2 separate regions of the Homo sapiens genome follow, and region 2 is linked to region 1. Evidence: read pairs that join two places in POLR2A ChIA-PET (ENCODE). Cell type or tissue: PC-9. All regions are shown on one strand.

Region 1 (8,000 bases):
GCTTCAAGAAGCATGGCCCTCAGGCACTCAAAGAGATCCAGAAATTTGCCATGAAGGAGATGGGAATTCTAGATGTGCGCATTGACACCAGGCAAAACAAAGCTGTCTGGAACAAAGGAACAAGCAATATCTCATAGGATCCCATATGTGGTTTTCCAGAAAACATGATGAGGCTGAACATTCACCAAACAAGCTCTATACATTGATTACCTATGTGTCTGTCACCACTTTCAAAAATCTGTCGAAAGTCAGTGTGGACAAGAACTAACCACTGATTGTCAAATAAAGTGAGCAAATCATACACACACAAATAGACAGAATCATGGCCCTCTACTTTGAGTAACACATATACTATTCAGATTAGAAGACTTATTATTAGCAAAATGTTGATTCACCTCAAATTGATCTATACATTCAACGCAATTCCACTCCAAATCTCAGTAGAAACTGAAAAGTTGATTCTAAAAGTTATATGAAAACATAAAGGACCTAGAATAGCCAAAATAACTTTGAAAAAGAGGAAAAGAGTTAGAATACTCATACTACCTGATTTCAAGACTTACTATGAAAGCTACAGTAATCAATGAAGTATGGTACTGTATAAAGACAGGTAAAGTCTGGGTACAGTGGCTCACGTCTGTAATCCCAACAGTTTGAGAGGATCACTTGAGCCCAGGAGTTGGAGACCAGCCTTGGCAACAAAGTGAGACCCCCCAATCTCGACAAAAATTCAAAAAATTAGCCAGGGGTGTAGCATGTGCCTGTGGTCCCAGCTACTCAGGAGGCTAAGGCAGGAGGATTACTTGAGCCCAGGAGGTGGAGGCTGCAGTGAGTCATTTTCATTTCACTGCACTCTAGCCCAGAAAACAAAGCAAGACTGTCTCAGGAAAAAAAAAAAAAGAAAAAAGACAAGCAAAAAGATCAATAAAGCAGAAATTACCCACGCATATGGTCAGCTTTTATTCATTTATTTTTTTTACAAAAGGTGCCAATAAAGATGGGAAAATGTACAGAGCAAGCTGGAGAGCCACATGCAAAGAATTTAATAATAATAGAGAGGAAAAAGAACTTCAACCGTTACCACAGAACATTTATAAAATTTAACTTGAAATAGATCATAGACCTAAACTTCCACAAGAAAACATTGAAAAAAATCTTACTGAATAGGGTTAAGCAAACATTTCCTAACAGAACACAAAAGAAAACTACAAAAGAACAAAATCAATAAACTGACTTCATAAAAAAAAAGTTTGATCTTTAAAAAACACTGCTACAAAAATGAAAAAGGCAAGCCAAAGCATGGAAGAAAATATCTGCAAAACATATAACAACTCAGTAAATATGAAGATAAATCCTTTTTTTTTTTTGGGCGGGGGACAGGGTCTTGCTCTGTCGCCCAGGCTGGAGTGCAGTGGTGTGATCTCGGCTCACTGCAACCTCCGCCTCCCAGGTTCAAGTGATTCTCCTGCCTCAGCCTCCCAAGCAGCTGGGATTACAGGGGCATGCCACCACGCCAGTTAATTTTTGTACTTTTAGTAGAGACAGAGTTTCGCCATGTTGCCCAGGATGGTCATGAACTCCTGACCTCAAGTGATCCGCCCGCCTCAGCCTTCCAAAGGGCTGGGATTACAGGCGTGAGTCACCACGCCAGGCCAATAAATCCATATTTTTTCTTTTTCGTGTGTGTGTGTGTGTGTGTGTGTGTGTGTGTGTGTGTGTGTGTGACGGAGTCTTGCTCTGTCACCCTGGAGTGCAGTGGCGTGATGTCAGCTCACTGCAAGCTCCACCTCCCGGGATCACGCCATTCTCCTGCTTCAGCCTCCCCAGCAGTTGGGACCACAGGCGCCCCCCACCACCACGCCCAGCTAATTTTTTGTATTTTTAGTAGACAAAGGGTTTCACTGTGTTAGGCAGGATGGTCTGGATCTCCTGATCCGTGATCCGCCCGCATCGGCCTCCCAAAGTGCTGGGATTACAGGCGTGAGCCACCATGCCCGGCCTAAATCCATTTTTTTAATGAACAAAAGATGACACTTCACCAAAGAAGATCCATAGATGGCAAAGAAACAAAATGCTCAACATCATTACTTATTAATAAGGAAATGCAAATTAAAACCATAAACAATTTTAGAAAGTGACTATGCCAAGTGTTGCTGAGCATGTGGAACCCCTGCACTCTTGTACACTGCTGATGTAAAATAGCACAATCCACTTTGCAAAACAACATTTGTGTAGGTTTTAATTTCTTTACAGATATTAACACTTTAAAGAAATGTAAAACAGTCATGTGCCGCATAATGACATTTTGGTCAAAGACAGGCCGCACATATAACGGTGGTCCCATAAAATTATAGTACTGTATCTGTACTGTACTTTTTCTATGTTTAAATACACAAATATCTACCATTATGTTACAAATGCCTAACGTATTCATTACAGAAACATGCTGTATAGGTTTGCAGCGTAAAAGCAATAGACTACACCACGTAGCCTAGGTGTGTAGGAGGCTACACTGCCTAGGTTTGTGATAAGTACATTCTATGATACTCACACAATGAAGAAATCACCTAACAACACATTTCTCAGAATGTTTCACTGTTGTTAAATGATGCGTGACTGTATTAAAAATTAATATAAACAATAAATAAAAGAAATTAAATATTTCCTTATTTTCTCTTAGCAATGGCTTACAGTCTTCACTTTAAAAATAGTAAACATTTAAGCATAACACTATCTTACAAACTAGCCGTTTTACACCTGGCTATTCACATAAAGAAATAAAACTATATGCCTACACAGATTTTTACATGTATTTTAATAAGCATTTTTATTTGTAATAGCCAAAACCTAAAAACAACCCCAAAGTCCATTGCGGTAGCTTTAAAATATGACAACAAATTCTTTAACACTGCTTTCTTCAAAAGCAGCCCCAATTCTTTGCTCTTTGAGTGTGGGCTAGATGGAGTGACTTACTTCTAGCAAACAGTATCATGAAGAAAGTAACAATGTGTGACTGCTGAGACCAGGTTATAAAAGGCATTGAAGCTTCCAGCCAGATGCAGTGTCTCAGCACTTTGGGAGGCTGAGGCGGGCAGATCACTTGAGGTCAGGAGTTCCAGACCAGCCTGGCCAACATGGTGAAACCCCAACTCTACTAAAAATACCAAAATTAGCTGGGTGTGGTGGCGCACATCTGTAATCCTAGCTACTCAGGAGGCTGAGGCACAAGAATCGCTTCAACCTGGGAGGCGGAAGTTGCAATGAGCCAAGGTCATGCCATTCACTCCAGCCTGGATGACAGAGTGAGACTCTGTCTTTAAAAAAAAAAAAAAAAAAGGCATTGGAGCTTCCTGTTTGCCCATGCTGCTCTTGGATCACTTGTTTTAGCAGTAACCAGATTTCATGTCATAAGGACACTCAAGCATCCCTGCAAAGAGGATCCTTGGTCAGAGGACCAGAGACTGAGGCAATCTCATGAAATTCCTGAGTCAGAGTCACCCAACTAAGCCACTCCCAAATTCCTGGCCCAGAAACTGTAAGATAATACATGCATGTTGTTTCATGCCACTAAGTTTTCAAATAATCTGTTATACAGCAGTAGATAGCTAATATAACCATCCACAGGTAGATGGATTTTAAAACTTGTGATAAATCCATACAATGCAATCGTATTGAGCAATAAAAAGGGAATGAAGGACTGAAACATGCAATATAATTGGACCTCAAAATAACACTGAAGAAACTAGACTACAAAAGTCCATTTACATACAATTCTAGAAAATGCAAACAAACCAATAATGATAGCAGATTCACGACAGACTAGGAATGAGGGAAGAAGGGAGAGAAACAGAAATTACAAAGTGGCAAAGAAAAACTTTTAAAGCATGATTGTTATATTCACTAAATTATTTGTAGCGATTTCATGGAGATGTGTGGATCTCAAAAGTTATCAAATTGTATGCTGTAACTATGCAGTTTATGTCAATTATTCCTTAATAAAGTTGTTAAAAAAACATCATTATATTCCAAAGAGAAAAGCAGAACATTTTTCTCTTTTCTGCTTTTCAACTTTTTTTTAACTTTTAGGTTCAGGGGTGCATGTGCAGGATGTGGAGGTTTGTTACATAGGTAAACGGGTGTCACAGGGATTTGTTATACAGATTATTTCATCACCCAGGTATTACACCTACTATCCATTAGTTATTTTTTCTGATCCTCTCCCTCCTCCTACCCTCCCACTCCAATAAGCCACAGTATGTGTGGTTCCCCTGTATGTGTCCATGTGTTCTCATCATTTAGCTCCCCCACTTATAAATGAGAACATGTGGTATTTGGTTTTCTGTTCCTGTGTTAGTCTGCTAAGGATAATGGCCTCCAGCTCCATCCATGTTCCTGCAAAGGACATGATCTCATTCTTTTTTATGGCTGCATAGTATTCCATAGTGTATATGTACGTATGCATTTTCTTTATCCAGTCTACCACTGATGGGCATTTAGGTTGATTCCACGTCTTTGCTGTTGTGAATAGTGCTGCAATGAACATACACATACATATGTCTTTATAATAGAACTATATTCCTATGGTTATATACCCAGCAATGGTATCTCACCCAGCTGATGTGAGATGGTATATCTCATTGTGGTTTTGATTTGCACTTCTCCAATGATCAGTGATGTTGAGCTTTTTTTATATGAGTGTTAGCCACATGTATGTCTTCTTTTGAGAAATGTCTGTTCATGTCCTTTGCCTGCTTTTTAATGGGGTTGTGTTTTTCTTTATAATTTAAGTTCCTTATAAATTCTGGATATAAGAGCATTATCAGATGAATAGTTTGCAAATATTTTCTCCCGTTCTATAGGTTGTCTGTTTACTCTGCTGACAGTTTCTTTGATTGTGCAGAAACTCTTTAATTAGATCCCATTTGTCAATTTTTGCTTTTGTTGCAGTTGCTCTTAGCAACTTCATCGTGAACTCTTGGCCCATACATATATCCTGGATACTACTGCCTTTAAAATGTAACATTACCAAAATTAAATTTTCTATACACTTGAATAGAATGTCAAGTATTTCATGAAATTAGATGTCAGTAATCTAGACTATTTACTGGCTTTGTTTTGGAGACAAGAGTCTCACTCCATCACGCAGGCTGGAGTGCAATGGCATGATCTCAGCTCACTGTTACCTGTACTTCCCAGGTTCGAGCAATTCTTGCGCCTTAGCCCTCTGAGTAGCTGGGACTACAGGCATGTGCCACCATGCTCAGTTGATTTTTGTATTTTTACCAGAGACGGGGTTTCGCCATGTTGGACAGCCTGATCTCGAACTCCTGACCTCAGCCTCCCAAAGTGCTGGGATTACAGGTGTGAGCCACTGTGCCCAGCCACAATAATGTAGGCTATATACTTTTAATACTTCCATTAGTGTGAAAAGTATGTTGTCAATAAAGCAACAGTTCTGTCTCTGACTTGCCAATTCTCAAGCCACAGCTATCTAACAGCTAATTCTTTTCTTTTTCTTCTTTTTTTTTTTTTTTTTGGTAGTTATTGTTGTTCTTAAAGCCCTTCCTCATGGACAGCTAACTCTTTTCTATATTAAACTGCTACACAGAAATTCCTCAATTCATCTACTGGTATCTAAGTCTCCAGTCTATACTTTCCCAGGAGAAAATTCACACATTTTCCCATCATAAAAAGTTTAAAAGCCACCAACAGAAAAGCTAAGGTTCACTTATATTTCTGGAAATTAACAGTATTATTCCAAGCAACACATGTATTACAAATAATCAAAAATGTCAGTTGACCAATCTGCTCATTATAAAATGAACTTACAAAAGTGCATAGAATAATATATGACTCTTTAAAACCAACAGCTCACACTAAAGTTATTCCTCATACATGTATGACCACAGTTAAAGCAGCACTATCTCTGCTCTCTTCAGGAAAGGAGGAAAGCTAAGACGCACTTCAAAGATCTAGTCCAGAAAGGTTAGTAAAAGAGTAGGCTGCATAACCATAGAGAGCATTATCCCCATTTCCAGTTCTTACAAGTAAGGTGACTTTGGCTCTAAGTATACATTTTGTAGTTTCAAGTCCTTGTGATTTATTTAAATATTATTCAGGGCCAGGCAAAAGACTCCATTGCAACAAAAATTAAAAATAGAAACAAGCTGGAATGGGAGGCAGAGCAATATGGCCAAATAGAAGCCTCCACCGATTGTCCTCCCTGCAGGAACACCAAATCTGACAACCACCTACACAAAAAGCACCTTCATAAGAACCAAAAATCATGTGAGCAATCACAGTACCTTCATATTGCTGAAAGAGGCAGTGAAGAGGATAGAAAAGACAGTCTTGAATTGCTGACCCCAGCCCTCCCCCATGCGCTCGTAGCAACCACAGGGCACAGAGGAAGAATCTGCGCTGCACACGGGGAAAGAGCACAGCAACTGTGGGACTACAAGCCGGAACGCAGTGCTGCCAATCCCGGCAGAACTCAGCCAATGCCAATGAATGGAGCATTTAGACCAGCCCCAGGGACAGGACAATCACACAGCCTGGAGGTTGGAACTGGAGTTTCTGCAAGCCTCGCCACCACAGGCTAAAGTGCTCTGGGGTCCTAAATAACAGTAAAAGGCAGGCTAGGTCACAAGGACTGTAACTCCTAGGCAAGTTGTAGTGCTGGGCTGGGCTCAGAGCCAGTGGACTTGGAGGTACATGACCTAGTGAGACACCAGCCAATGCGGCTAAGGGAGCGCTTGTGTCACACATCTCCCAATCAAAGGCAGGAAGGCTCCCAGCTCCAAAAGAGATTCCGTCCTTCTCCTTGAGAAGAGGAGAGGAAAGGATAAACAGGACTTTGTTTTGCAACATAAATACCATCTCAGCCACAGTTGAATAAGGCATCAGGCAGAGTCGTGAGGTCCCCATTCTAGGCTCTAACTCCCGGGTGATATTTTTAGACACACCCTGGGCCAGAAGGAACCTGAAGGGAAGGATCAAGTCCAGGAAGAATTCACCACTTGCTGACTAAAGAGCCCTTAGACCCTGAATAATCACCAGCAGCAACCAAGTAACACACACTGTGGGCCTCAGCTAAGACTCAGACATGCAGACTTCAGGTGTGACCCGGCATATTCACAGCTGCGGTGGCTACGAGGAAAGACTCCTTCTGCTTGAGAAAAGGGGAGGGAAAAATAAAGGGGATTTTGTCTTGCAGATTAGGTACCACCTCAAACATAGTTGGGAGGAGCACCAAGTGGGTTCGTAGGGTCCCTGATTCCAGAGAACACTGGACGGCACCTCTGGAACTACCCTAAGCCAGAAGGGAACTCACTGCCCTGAAGGGTGGGTCCCAGGAATGGCGACATTCATGAAAAGCTGAGCCCTTGGGCCTTAAGTGAACAGTGACAACATTGTGGCAGTACTCCCTGTGGGCCTGTGTGGAGGTGGACACAGGGGGTGACTCCACTGCCTGGGGAGAGGAAAGGGATGGGTGGGAAGGACTGTGTCTTTTGATTTCAGTACCAGCTTAAACATAGTTGAATACAGTGCCAGGGAAATTTCTAAGGTTTCCGATTGCAGGCCCTGACTTCCAGGCACTCTGAACCTGTCCGGAGCCTGGAGCCCAGAGGAATTCACCACCCCGAAGGGAAATACACAAGAATGACTAGCTTCAGCCACTCTTGAAATAATGACTATAGCCTGAGTGCCTTAAGAGAACACAGCTTGCAGCCAGGTAATAGTTACAGCAGGACATGGGCAAGACACGGTGCTTTGCTGGCTTCAGATCTGACGAAGTACAGTCCCAACGATGGCGGCGACAGGAGTGCTTGTATCACCCCTCTCCAAGCTGCAGGCAGCTTAGCCAGAGAGAGAGAGAGACTGCACTCATTTTGGAGAAAGTAAGGGAAGAAAACAAGAGTCTCTACCTGGTAATCCAGAGAATTCTTCCAGATGTTATCCAAGACCACAGTATTAGTCCATTCTCACACTGCTATAAA
Region 2 (8,000 bases), 130 kb after region 1:
AGAGAGAAACAGAGAGAAAGAGAAGGTGGGGGAGGGAGGGAGGGAAGGAAGGAAGGAAGGAGAAAGAAAGAGGAGGAAAGGAGGGAAGGAAGAGAGAGAGGAAGGAGAGGAGAGGAGAGGAGAGGGGGGGAGGGGAGGAGAGGAGAGGGGAGGAGGGGAGGGGAGGGGAGGGGAGGGGAGAGGAGAGGAAAAGTCGACCGGGTGCGGTGCTTAAGCTTGTAATCCCAGCACTTTGGGAGGCTGAGGTGGGTGGATCACTTAATGTCAGGAGTTCAAGACCAGCCTGGCCAATATGGCAAAACCCCGTTTCTAATAAAAATACAAAATACAAAATTTAGCCAGGCGTCTTGCTGCATGCCTGTAATCCCAGCTACTCAGGAGGCTGAAGCAGGAGAATCACTTGAACTCGAGAGGCACAGGTTGCAGTGAGCCCAGATTGCACCACTGCACTCCAGGCTGGACAACAGAGTGAGACTCTGTCTCAAAAAAAGAGGCCTGGCGGGGTGGCTCATACTTGTAATCCCAGCACTTTGGGAGGCCGAGGTGGGCGGATCGCTTGAGGACAGGAGTTCAAGACCAGCCTGGCCAACATGGTGAAACCCCATTTCTGCTAGAAATATTAAAAAATTAGCCGGGCATGGTGGCAGGCACCTGCAATCCCAGCTACCTGGGAGGCTAAGGCAGCAGAATAGCTCAAACCCAGGAGGCAGAGGTTGTAGTGAGCCAAGATCACGCCATTGCAATCCAGCCTGGGCAACAAGAGCAAAACTCCATCTCAAACAAACCAACAAACAACAACCAAAAAGTCATCACATTTTTACTCACTTGCATTTACATAAAAAATCTAGAAGATCTCGAAAAGAAGAATACACCCTTCTGTTTTAATTTTTTAAATTAACAAATAAAATTATATATTTATGGTATGTACACACATTTTTGATTTATGTATATACATCGTGGAATAGTTAAATCAAACTAACACATCCATCACCTCATATACTTAGTTTTTCATCCTAAGAACATTTAAAATCTGCTCTTTCAGCAATTTTCAAGTATATAAAACACTGTTATTAATTTTTTTTTTTTTTTTTGAGACAGGGTCTCACTCTGTCCCCCAGGCTGGAGTGCAGTGGCACAATCATAACTCACTTCAGCCTTGACCTCCTAGGCTCAAGCAACCCTCCCGCTTCAGCCTCCCAGGTAGCTGGAACTACAGGCATGTACCACCACACCCAGCTCATTTTATTTTTTATGTTTTAGAGACAGCGTCTCACCATGTTACTTAGGCTGGTCTTGAACTCCTGGCCTCAAGTGATCCTCCTACCTCGGCCTTCCAAAGTACTGGGATTACAGGGGTGAACCACTGCACCCAGCCAAAACACTGTTATTAACTATAGTCACCATATTTAACAACAGATTACCCCAAGTTATTCCTTCATCTAACTGAAACTTTATGTCCTTTGACCAACATCTTTCCAACCCCAAACCCCAGCCACTGGCAACCATCATTCTACTCTTTTTTTTTTTTTTTCCAGACAGAGTATTACCCTGTCACCCAAGCTCTTTTTTTTTTTTTTTTTTTTTGAGGCGGAGTCTCACTCTGTCACCCAGGCTGGAGTGCAGTGGCACGATCTCAGCTCACTGCAAGCTCTGCCTCCCGGGTTCACACCATTCTCCTGCCTCAGCCTCCAGAGTAGCTGGGACTACAGGTGCCCATCACCATGCCCGGCTAATTTTTTTTTTGCATTTTTAGTAGAGACAGGGTTTCACCATGTTAGCCAGGATGGTCTTGATCTCCTGATCTCATGATCCTCCCGACTTGGCCTCCCAAAGTGCTGGGATTACAGGTGTGAGCCACCACGTCTGGCCCATTCTACTCTTTACTTCTGAGTTTGACTTTTTTAGATTCCACACGTAAGTGGGGTCATGCAGTATTTGCATTTCTGTGCCTGGCTTATTTCACTTAACATATGTCCTCCACGTTCATCCATGTCCTTGCAAATGACAGCATTTCTTTTTTAAGGCTGAATAATATTCCACTGTGTATATACACCACATTTTCTTTATACATTCAACTGTTGGTGGACACTTACATCTCTTCAACATACCAGTTTCATTTGCTTTGGATATATACCCAGAAATGGAATTGCTGGATCATACAGTAGTTCTATTTTTAATTATTTGAGGAAGCTTCATATGGTTTCCCATAATGGTTGTACCAATTTATATTCCCCAAACAGTTTACAAGGGTTCTCTTTTCTCCACATCCTCATCAACATTTATCTCTTATTTTTAATTCTTCAGAGAATTCTCATCAACATATGTAATACTATTTTTCCAGAATCTGGGCAAAAAAGAAAGCTAAGTGTTCAAAGTATAGTTCTCAAAATTCATTCAAGAGAAAGAAAACAAGCCACATACTGGGAGAATATATTTGCAAAAGATTTATATGATAAAGGACTGTTATTCAACATATACAAAGAACTCTTAAAGCTCAACAATAATAAAACAACCAGCTGGGCATGGTGGCTCACGCTTGTGATCCCAGCACTGTGGGAAGTGTGAAGATTGCTTCAGCCCAGGAGTTGGAGACCAGCCTGGGTAACATAGTGAGACCTTGGCTCTACAAAAAAATCTAAAAATTGGCTGGGTGTGGTGGCTCACATTTGTAATCCCAATAGTTTGGGAGGCTGAGGTGGGAGGATTGCTTGAGCTCAGGAGTTTGAGACCAGCCTGGACAACATGGTGAAACCCCATCTCTACAAGAAAAACAAAAATTAGCCAAGCACAGTGGCGCATGCCTGTAGTTCCAGCTACTTGGGAGGCTGAGGTGGGAGGATTGCTTGAGTCTGGAGGTTGTGGGTGTGCAGTGAGCCGTGATTGTGCCACTGTACTCCAGTCTGGACGACAGCAAGACCTTGTTTCTTAAAAAAAAAAAAAAAAGCTCCACATCACATATCATCTGGGAAATGCAAATCATTAGTGTGGCTAAAAACCAGAACACTTACAACACTAAATGCTGACAAGGATGTGGAGCAATAGGAACTCTCATTTATTGCTGGTGGGAAAATGGTTCAGGTGCATTGGAAGATAGCTTGGCAGATTCTTACAAAACTAAATAAAACTCTGACTGTATGATCCAGCAACTGCACTCCTTTGTATTTACCCAAAGGACCTGTACACGTTAAAACCTGTACACAGATGTTTGCAGCAGCTTTATTCATAATCTCCAAAACTTATAAGCAACCAAGATGTCCTCCGGTGGATTAATGGATAAACTATGGTATATACCGAAAACGGAATAACACTCAGTGTTAAAAAGAAATGAGCTATCCAGCCATGAAAAGATACGGAGGAAGCTGAAACGCATATTACTATGTGAAAGAAGTCAATCTGAAAAGGCTATATACTGTATGATTCCAACTAGAGGACATTCTGGAAAAGGCAAAATTATGGAACTAACAAAAAGCCCAGTGGTTGCCAGGGGTTGGGAGGAGGAAGGAATGAATCAGTGGAGAGGATTTTTAGGGCAGCGAAGCTCCTCTGTATGATATCACAGTGGTAGATATAGTGAAGCTCCTCTGTGTGATATCACAGCGGTAGATACAGGGAAGCTCCTCTGTGTGATATCACAGCGGCAGATATAGTGAAGCTCCTCTGTGTGATATCACAGCGGCAGATACAGTGAAGCTCCTCTGTGCGATATCACAGTGGCAGATACAGTGAAGCTCCTCTGTATGATATCACAGTGGTAGATACAGTGAAGCAGCTCTGTATGATATCACAGTGGTAGATACAGTGAAGCTCCTCTGTATGATATCACAGTGGTAGATACAGTGAAGCTCCTCTGTGCGATATCACAGTGGCAGATACAGTGAAGCTCCTCTGTGTGATATCACACTGGTAGATACAGTGAAGCAGCTCTGTATGATATCACAGTGGTAGATACAGTGAAGCTCCTCTGTATGATATCACAGTGGTAGATACAGTGAAGCTCCTCTATGCGATATCACAGGGGTAGATACAGGGAAGCTCCTCTGTGTGATATCACAGTGGCAGATACAGTGAAGCTCCTCTGTGCGATATCACAGTGGCAGATACAGTGAAGCTCCTCTGTGTGATATCACAGTGGTAGATACAGTGAAGCAGCTCTGTATGATATCACAGTGGTAGATACAGTGAAGCTCCTCTGTATGATATCACAGTGGTAGATACAGTGAAGCTCCTCTGTGCGATATCACAGTGGCAGATACAGTGAAGCTCCTCTGTGTGATATCACAGTGGTAGATACAGTGAAGCAGCTCTGTGTGATATCACAGTGGTAGATACAGTGAAGCTCCTCTGTATGATATCACAGTGGCAGATACAGTGAAGCTCCTCTGTGCGATATCACAGGGGAAGATACAGGGAAGCTCCTCTGTGTGATATCACAGTGGCAGATACAGTGAAGCTCCTCTGTGCGATATCACAGTGGTAGATACAGTGAAGCTCCTCTATGCGATATCACAGTGGCAGATACAGTGAAGCTCCTCTGTGCGATATCACAGTGGTAGATACAGTGAAGCTCCTCTGTATGATATCACAGCGGTAGATACAGGGAAGCTGCTCTGTGCGATATCACAGTGGTAGATACACTGAAACTGCTCTGTATGATATCACAGTGGTCGATATAGTGCAGCTCCTCTGTGCGATATCACAGGGGTAGATACAGTGAAGCTCCTCTGTATGATATCACACTGGTAGATATAGTGAAGCTGCTCTGTGTGATATCACAGTGGTAGATAGAGTGAAGCTGCTCGGTATGATATAACAGTGGGAGATACAGTGAAGCTGCTCTGTATGATATCAACAGTGCAGCTGCTCTGTATGATATCACAGTGGTAGTTATAGAGAAGCTCCCCTGTATGATATCACAGTGGTAGATATAGTGAAGCTGCTCTGTATGATATCACAGTGATAGATACAGTGAAGCTCCTCTGTGTGATATCACAGTGGTAGATATAGTGAAGCTCCTCTGTGTGATATCACAGTGGTAGATATAGTGAAGATCCTCTGTGTGATATCACAGTGGTAGATATAGTGAAGCTCCTCTGTATGATATCACAGTGGTAGATATAGTGAAGCTCCTATATATGATACCACAGTGGTAGATATAGTGAAGCTCCTCTGTGCGATATCACAGCGGCAGATACAGTGAAGCTCCTCTGTATGATATCACAGTGGTAGATACAGTGAAGCTCCTCTGTGCGATATCACAGTGGTAGATACAGTGAAGCTCCTCTGTATGATATCACAGCGGTAGATACAGGGAAGCTGCTCTGTGCGATATCACAGTGGTAGATACACTGAAACTGCTCTGTATGATATCACAGTGGTCGATATAGTGCAGCTCCTCTGTGCGATATCACAGGGGTAGATACAGTGAAGCTCCTCTGTATGATATCACACTGGTAGATATAGTGAAGCTGCTCTGTGTGATATCACAGTGGTAGATATAGTGAAGCTGCTCTGTATGATATAACAGTGGGAGATATAGTGAAGCTGCTCTGTATGATATCAACAGTGCAGCTGCTCTGTATGATATCACAGTGGTAGTTATAGAGAAGCTCCCCTGTATGATATCACAGTGGTAGATATAGTGAAGCTGCTCTGTATGATATCACAGTGGTAGATACAGTGAAGCTCCTCTGTGTGATATCACAGTGGTAGATATAGTGAAGCTCCTCTGTGTGATATCACAGTGGTAGATATAGTGAAGATCCTCTGTGTGATATCACAGTGGTAGATATAGTGAAGCTCCTCTGTATGATATCACAGTGGTAGATATAGTGAAGCTCCTATATATGATACCACAGTGGTAGATATAGTGAAGCTCCTCTGTATAATATCACAGTGGTAGATATAGTGAAGCTCCTCTGTATGATATCACACTGGTAGATATAGTGAAGCTGCTCTGTGTGATATCACAGTGGTAGATATAGTGAAGCTGCTCTGTATGATATAAAAGTGGGAGATATAGTGAAGCTGCTCTGTATGATATCAACAGTGCAGCTGCTCTGTATGATACCACAGTGGTAGTTATAGAGAAGCTCCCCTGTATGATATCACAGTGGTAGATATAGTGAAGCTGCTCTGGATGATATCACAGTGGTAGATACAGTGAAGCTCCTCTGTGTGATATCACAGTGGTAGATATAGTGAAGCTCCTCTGTGTGATATCACAGTGGTAGATATAGTGAAGCTCCTCTGTGTGATATCACAGTGGTAGATATAGTGAAGCTCCTCTGTGTGATATCACAGTGGTACATATAGTGAAGCTCCTCTGTATGATATCACAGTGGTAGATACAGTGAAGCTGCTCTGTGTGATATCACAGTGGTAGATATAGTGGAGCTGCTCTGTATGATATCACAGTGGTACATATAGTAAAGCTCCGCTGTACATCACAGTGGTAGATAAAGTGAAGCTCCTCTGTATGATATCACAGTCGTAGATATAGTGAAGCTCCTCTGTGTGATGTCACAGTAGTAGATATAGTGAAGCTCCCATGTATGATATCACAGTGGTACGTATAGTGAAGTTCCTCTGTGTGATATCACAGTGGTAGATTTAGTGAAGCTCCCCTGTATAATATCACAGTGGTAGATATAGTGAAGTTCCTCTGTGTGATATCACAGTGGTAGATATAGTGAAGTTCCCCATATGATATCACAGTGATAGATATCGTGAAGCTCCCCTGTATGATACCACAGTGGTAGATATAGTGAAGATCCTCTGTGTGACATCACAGTGGTAGATATAGTGAAGATCCCCTGTAGGATATCACAGTGGTAGATATAGTGAAGCTGCTCTGTGTGATATCACAGTGGTACATACAGTGAAGCTCCTCTGTGTGATATCACAGTGGTAGAAATAGTGAAGCTCCTCTGTATGATATCACAGTGGTAGATATAGTGAAGCTCCTCTGTGTGATATCACAGTGGTAGATACAGTGAAGCTGCTCTGTATGATATCACAGTGGTAGATATAGTGAAGCTCCTCTGTGTGATATCACAGTGGTAGATACAGTGAAGCTTGTCAGTGTGATATCACAGTGGTAGATATAGTGAAGCTGCTCTGTATGATATAACAGTGGTAGATATAGTGAAGCTCCCCTGTATGATATCACAGTGGTAGATACACTGAAGCTGCTCTGTATGATATGACAGTGGTAACTATAGCACAGCTCCTCTGTGTGATATCACAGTGGTAGATACAATGAAGCTCCTCTGTGTGATATCATAGTGGTAGATATAGTGAAGGTCCCCTGTATGATATCACAGTGGTGGATATAGTGAAGCTCCTCTGTATGATATCACAGTGGTAGATATAATGAAGCTTCCCTGTATAATATCACAGAGGTAGATATAGTGAAGCTGCTCTGTATGATATCACAGTGGTAGATATAGTGAAGTTCCTCTCTGTGATATCACACTGGTAGATACAATGAAGCTGCTCTGTATGACATCACAGTGATAGATATAGTGAAGCTCCTCTGTGTGATATCACACTGGTAGATACAGTGAAGCTGCTCTGTATGATATTACAGTGGTAGATATTGTGAAGCTCCTCTGTGTGATATCACAGTGGTACATACAGTGAAGCTCGTCTGTGTGATATCACAGTGGTAGATATAGTGAAGCTGCTCTGTATGATATAACACTGGTAGATACAGTGAAGATCCCCTGTATGATATCACAGTGGTAGATACACTGAAGCTGCTCTGTATGATATCGCAGTGGTAGATATAGCACAGCTCCTCTGTGTGATATCACAGTGGTAGATACAATGAAGCTCCTCTGTATGATATCACAGCGGTAGATATAGTGAAGCTACCCTGTATGATATCACAGTGGTAGATATAGTGAAGCTCCTCTGTATGATATCACAGTGGTGGATATAGTGAAGCTGCTCTGTATGATATCACAGTGGTGGATATAGTGAAGCTCCTCTGTATCATA

What was found. ChIA-PET counts read pairs that join two places held together with the same protein. Peaks named below come from ENCODE experiments on the same cell type or tissue, not always from the same donor. Only the 100,000 strongest peaks of a DNase experiment are listed, where the experiment ranks them.
Region 2: POLR2A ChIA-PET joins it to region 1 with 7 read pairs; 3 of 35 experiments call an interaction of 5 or more read pairs at or near these places.

Annotation. Positions count from the first base shown.
Region 1 is chr3:195,349,763-195,357,762 of GRCh38, forward strand. The region is part of intron 4 of ACAP2 (ArfGAP with coiled-coil, ankyrin repeat and PH domains 2); the gene reads right to left. It also overlaps the pseudogene RPL31P22. Among named protein-coding and RNA genes, the nearest start is that of XXYLT1, 83 kb to the left of the region's middle. In PC-9, no CTCF peak of the experiment used is centred here; a DNase peak (open chromatin) is centred at 3,469; H3K27ac peaks cover 4,641 bases.
Region 2 is chr3:195,474,778-195,482,777 of GRCh38, forward strand. No RefSeq gene overlaps it. Among named protein-coding and RNA genes, the nearest start is that of ACAP2, 36 kb to the left of the region's middle. In PC-9, no CTCF peak of the experiment used is centred here; no DNase peak of the experiment used is centred here; H3K27me3 peaks cover 3,224 bases.